2 separate regions of the Homo sapiens genome follow, and region 2 is linked to region 1. Evidence: chromatin loops called from intact Hi-C (ENCODE). Cell type or tissue: ascending aorta. All regions are shown on one strand.

Evidence for each region. Hi-C counts contacts between places; a loop is a spot of excess contacts. Peaks named below come from ENCODE experiments on the same cell type or tissue, not always from the same donor. Only the 100,000 strongest peaks of a DNase experiment are listed, where the experiment ranks them.
Region 2: a loop joins it to region 1, with 4 times the contacts of the local background. A loop is called at or near these places in 1 of 110 quality-filtered maps.

The regions. Positions count from the first base shown.
Region 1 is chr22:49,098,653-49,101,152 of GRCh38, reverse strand. No RefSeq gene overlaps it. Among named protein-coding and RNA genes, the nearest start is that of NHIP, 48 kb to the right of the region's middle. RefSeq lists an enhancer at 976-1,973. In ascending aorta, no CTCF peak of the experiment used is centred here; DNase peaks (open chromatin) are centred at 1,472 and 1,890; H3K4me3 peaks cover 501 bases; H3K27ac peaks cover 1,164 bases.
Region 2 is chr22:49,013,687-49,016,186 of GRCh38, reverse strand. No RefSeq gene overlaps it. Among named protein-coding and RNA genes, the nearest start is that of NHIP, 37 kb to the left of the region's middle. RefSeq lists an enhancer at 50-941. In ascending aorta, no CTCF peak of the experiment used is centred here; a DNase peak (open chromatin) is centred at 1,244; H3K27ac peaks cover 2,500 bases.

The sequences.
Region 1 (2,500 bases):
AATTAAATGCAAAAATAATCAGCTGAGTAAAACAAAAGCCGTCCCGTCCTAGTCACGCCCTTAGCTTAGAGACTGGCAGGGTTTGAGCGAAAGGAATTGTTTCCAGGGCGGGACGCGGTCTGGGGCTGCTCTTGGCTCCACTGCCCTGAGTAGGATGCCAACCCACTCCTTCCTTGCCGGGTGCTTCTGCTGAGAAGGTGTGTGCTGCAACTGGGGGTCCCTGGCTCCCGCACCTCCTCCTTCGTGCATTGGCGCCTCAGCTTGTGAGTTTCCTGCTGGTCCCAGCTTAACCACAGCCCCGGTACGCGGAGGCCTTCAGACACCGGGGCTCTCTGGGGGATGAAAAACGGTTTAACACAGACATATGAGGGCCTCCTGAGCCCCTCAGCACCTGCTCCCCTTCTGCAGGGGTGTCCAGAAAAGGAGGGGATACAGGTGCATTGGGGGCTGCTGCCTGTCTAGGCACCTCCCACAGGACATGGGGCAACTCCCATTCCAGCATTAAGTGGTTGGGTCCAATCTGCCCCCTTGTCCGGGAGGAGACTGGTCCCAGTTCTCGGGAACTTACCCAGTGCCCTCCCGTGTTACAGGCAGGCAGCCTGGAGTTCAGGCCGCCTGTTCCCAGTCACTCAGGCTTGCAGCTGGGTTCCGGCCTCCCTGGCCGTGGATTGTCTGCTCTCAGGGCAGTGTGAGGGCTCAGATGCCTGCAGTCCCATGGACGCAGCTCAGTGGGGACTTACTGGGTGACCCGCAAGAAACAGGGGGAACAGGGACGCAGAGGCAGACCCAGATGATTCCTCTAGCCTCAGCTTCCCTGACCACAGATAGGATCTCCTGAGAGTGACCATGCCCAGCACCATGCTCAGCACGGCAGACCCCTGATGAGTTCATTCATTCATTCAGTCATTCAGTCACTCATTTCTTCACTCCCAGCTCACTCAAGGGAGCCAAATACCACAACATTACTTCCAGGCTCTTTACCATCCAAGTGTTGCTAATGTAGATTCCATTGTGTCAGAATCTAAGGATTTATTTAAGATAGGCTAACGTTTCTTCTTGCTACTTCTATAAACACAGAAGAATCACAGCAGGGTCTGGAGAATCTGACACCCTTCCAGGGAGAATTCGGGTCTCTGCAGCCTCACTGGTGGCTCCTCACAACCTGCCTGGTGACCTGTGTGCCTCGCTCAGCAGCTCTGCCGTTTAGAGCTGTGGCCAAGGCACACCTCGAGGGCTTGCATGGGCCACCATGCTGTCCCTGCATCCCTCTGTTCCTGAACCTCCACACTCCCACAGCCTCCAGGAGGACTGGACTCACCCTAGCCTTGCAGATGACAAAGGATTAATGTGTTTTCCCCCCCATTAGCCACCACAGGCTAATATGGGGGAAATGCCAGAGAGCAAATATGCACCACCCAGTTGGACAGGGATGCTGGGAACAGCAGCGAGTGTGAGTCACCGCAGGGCACGCGAGAGTGGCCCAGCATGTCCGCTGCCTGAGTGTGAGTCACCGCAGGGTACGCGAGAGTGGCCCAGCATGTCCGCTGCCCGAGGAGCTGCAGGTGCTCAGCCTCACCCATGCCCCTTCCTGGAGGAGCCTCAGACATCCAGGAGGGAAGGCTCTGGGGCAGGCCAGAAACTCAAGGTTCAGGTGGATGTTCCTCTTCAGTTTTCCTCTTAAAGCCTTCATGATGTGATAAGGCTCACCCAACTGCTCAGGGGTGATCTCCTTTACGGAAAGGCAACTGATTGTGGGTGTTGAGCAATCTACAAAATACCTTCACAGCAGCGTCCCAGGATGCCGGACACCACAGCCCAGCGAGGTGGACGTGAGACTCGCCACCTGGGTCCACCGCCTGTCAGCCCGACACCATGCACCTCTATATACGTCTCCCTAAAACATACCTAATTCTGGCCGGGTGCGGTGGTTCACACCTGTAATCCCAGTACTTTGGGAGGCTGAGGTGGGTGGATCACAAGGTCAGGAAATGGAGATCATCCTGGCTAACACAGTGAAACCCCGTCTCTACTAAAAAAATACAAAAAAATTTGCCGGGCGTGTAGTTCCAGCTACTTGGGAGGCTGAGGCAGGAGAATGGTGTGAACCCGGTAGGCGGAGCTTGCAGTGAGCTGAGATAGCACCACTGTACTCCAGCCTGGGTGACAGAGCGAGACTCCATCTCAAAAAATAAATAAATAAAAAATAAAAAAAGTATCTAATTCCCAAACAAAGACGATCCCCTAACATCATAAAAGCATTCTGTGTGCTCCTGAAAACACACTAACCCTTTCCCAGAAGAGCTCTGGGTGGTGTTTCCTCTTCTCCATGACATCCTGCAGCACAAATGCTGTGATATAAAGTAACAATGCTTAGAAACTACGCTCTGAAGTCAATACATCTTATGTAACACCATAAGGGGAGAAGAGAGGGAAGAACAGATTTGCTTTGTGTGTGTGGTTATGTATTCATACACAAAAACACATTAATAATAAATAAGAA
Region 2 (2,500 bases), 85 kb after region 1:
AGCCCTGAAAATGTAGCAAAGCACAAACAATGCCTGGCCCACTGCAGACATGGGCGAACCAGAGGCTGCTTTATTAAAAGAAAATAACTGATTTCAAAATGTTATTGCAGCCGGAGACTGAGGCCAGAGGCAACGTGTTTGCTCATCTCCCGCAGCTGCCTGGGGCTGATCTCCGTAATGCATGCCTTAGCAATAATTAGATCCTTAGTAGGCTAATTATTTTGTGAATAAAATCAAACAAAATCAAGTAATTAAACAACAGAGATGTCTAAGTCCCGTCCTGAATGTTCCTGAAAGTCCAGTTCAAAGAGGGGTTTAAAAATAAATAAGGGTGTGGCAGAATTCGCTGCCCCAGGCCAAAGCTCGAGGCTCCTGGTGGCAGATGGAGACCAAGTGTCGGCCCTGTCACTGAGAGACTTGCTGAGTACATGCGAGGCCCGCACAGGCAACCTGGGAGTGCCGGTCATTTTCCGCTTTGAACCTGAGTCCCAGCTGGCAGAGCAGAGCCCCAGGCCCACCTATCAGCAGCAAAGCCAGGTTGGTGGTGAGGGATGGCCAGGGCCTGGAGACAGATGGTCCCTGTGCTGGGCTGGCACCTTGGCAGTGAACCTAGGGTCCTCGGGGGCCTCTTTGGTGAAGTCTCGCCTCTGTGCAGTGCCCGGGGTAGCTACCGGGTGCTGAGCACACTGCCGGCACTATCCAGGTGGTCTCCCTCTCCCTGCCGGCCTCTGATTTGCTTTTTTGGTTTTTGTTTATTTGTTTGTTTTGTTTTGTTTTGAGAGATGGAGTCTCACTCTGTCACCATGGCTGGAGTGCAATGGCGCGATCTTGGCTCACTGCAACCTCTGCCTCCCAGGTTCAAGCGATTCTCCTGCCTCAGCTTCCCAAGTAGCTGGGACTACAGGCATGCACCACCACACCCAGCTAATTTTTGCATTTTTTAGTACAGACGGGGTTTCACTATATGTCGGCCAGACTGGTCTCGAACTCCTGACCTCAGGTGATCTGCCAGCCTCGGCCTCCCAAAGTGCTGGGATTAAAAGCATGAGCCACTGCGCCCAGCCCAGGCTCTTTGTGTGACCACCTGCTCCCAGGCGAGGCTCCTCAGTGGGTGGACCTGTGTTCACCGAGGCCCCACATTCCTTCACTCCGCAGACTTGGGATGGGCGTTCAGTGCCAGCTCTTTACTTCAGGAGTGGGAAAGTGCATGCCGTGATGGCAGCAGATGGTGGAAACTGGGCCAACAGTCCGTGAGGAGAGGACGGCTGGGGCTGGCCTCAGATGGTGACCCTGGGGCTGGCCTCATATGGTGACCCTGGCACTGGCCCAGGCACCGGAGTTGGCTCTGGAGGTGCCGAAGCAGACAGGGCTCCCTCCTTCTGGCTGCCTGGCCGGGTGTCTTCCAAACACACTCCCTGGGCAGCCCCTGCACCTTCTGTGCTGGGAGCTCTGGGAGGAGCATGGAGGGGTGGGGAGGTGCCAGAGGACAGCCGACCCTCAGAGGGGGCCAGACGGGCCTTCCTGGCAGGCTCAGAAGTCAGGCTCTGTGCTTATCTTGGCTCAACGTGGAGGAGCACCCTGCCCTACGCCTGCTGGGGTCAGCAGCATTGCCTGGGGCCAGACAGAACCTTCTGGAAGTATATTATTGCTTCCAGTGCAAGGGAAACAGGCCGTTTCCCACATAAAAATGTGTTCTACTCTTTCATTCCTTAACTCATGTGTTCAACTTGACTTCCACTCAATGACTGCTGGCCAGGGGCGGCCTCCATAGCTGAGGACCCAAGACAGGCCAATGTGGAATTCCTGGAGTTGCCGTGGAGACCAGGAGTCAGTGAACTTGTTTTACAGCGGGGTAAATGGTAGGGGATAGTAACAGATATTCTGTGAAGGTCAGATCTGTCTATAACCGGGAAAAGATTGGAAATAATTTAGCCGTTAGGGACACGTGGCCTGTTACTCGTCAGCTGCTGCTGTGCTGGGTGCAAAGCCCCAATCATTAAACACATGGGCGTGGGTATGTTCCAACAAAACTGTATTTCTTACGTCTGAAGGAGACTCAGATTTAGCATTAGGGCCACTGCTGGAGGTGATACCTCCCATCAGGGTCCATGTTCATACTCAGCTTTCTCTGTGGCAGACATGGCTCCGGCCTCCTAAGCACAGTCACCGTCTGCTACTAGCACCGCGGGCCTGTCCTTTCTGAGCGCCCTGGGCAGCCTGTGCAGTGGAGCCGATGCTGTCACCTGCACATGGCTGTTCCCTCCTGCAAACCACCCACGGCTCTTCACAGCAGCGATGGAGAAGGGAACCCTCAGGGTGGCTGACAACCTGACATTCCGTGCATCAATTAATAACTTATTATTGGTCAAGGGCGGTGGCTCACACCTTGACCAAGCACTTTGGGAGGCCGAGGCAGATGGATCACTGGGTCAAGAGATGAGACCATCCCGGCCAACATGGTGAAACCCTATCTCTACTAAAAATACAAAAATTAGCTGGG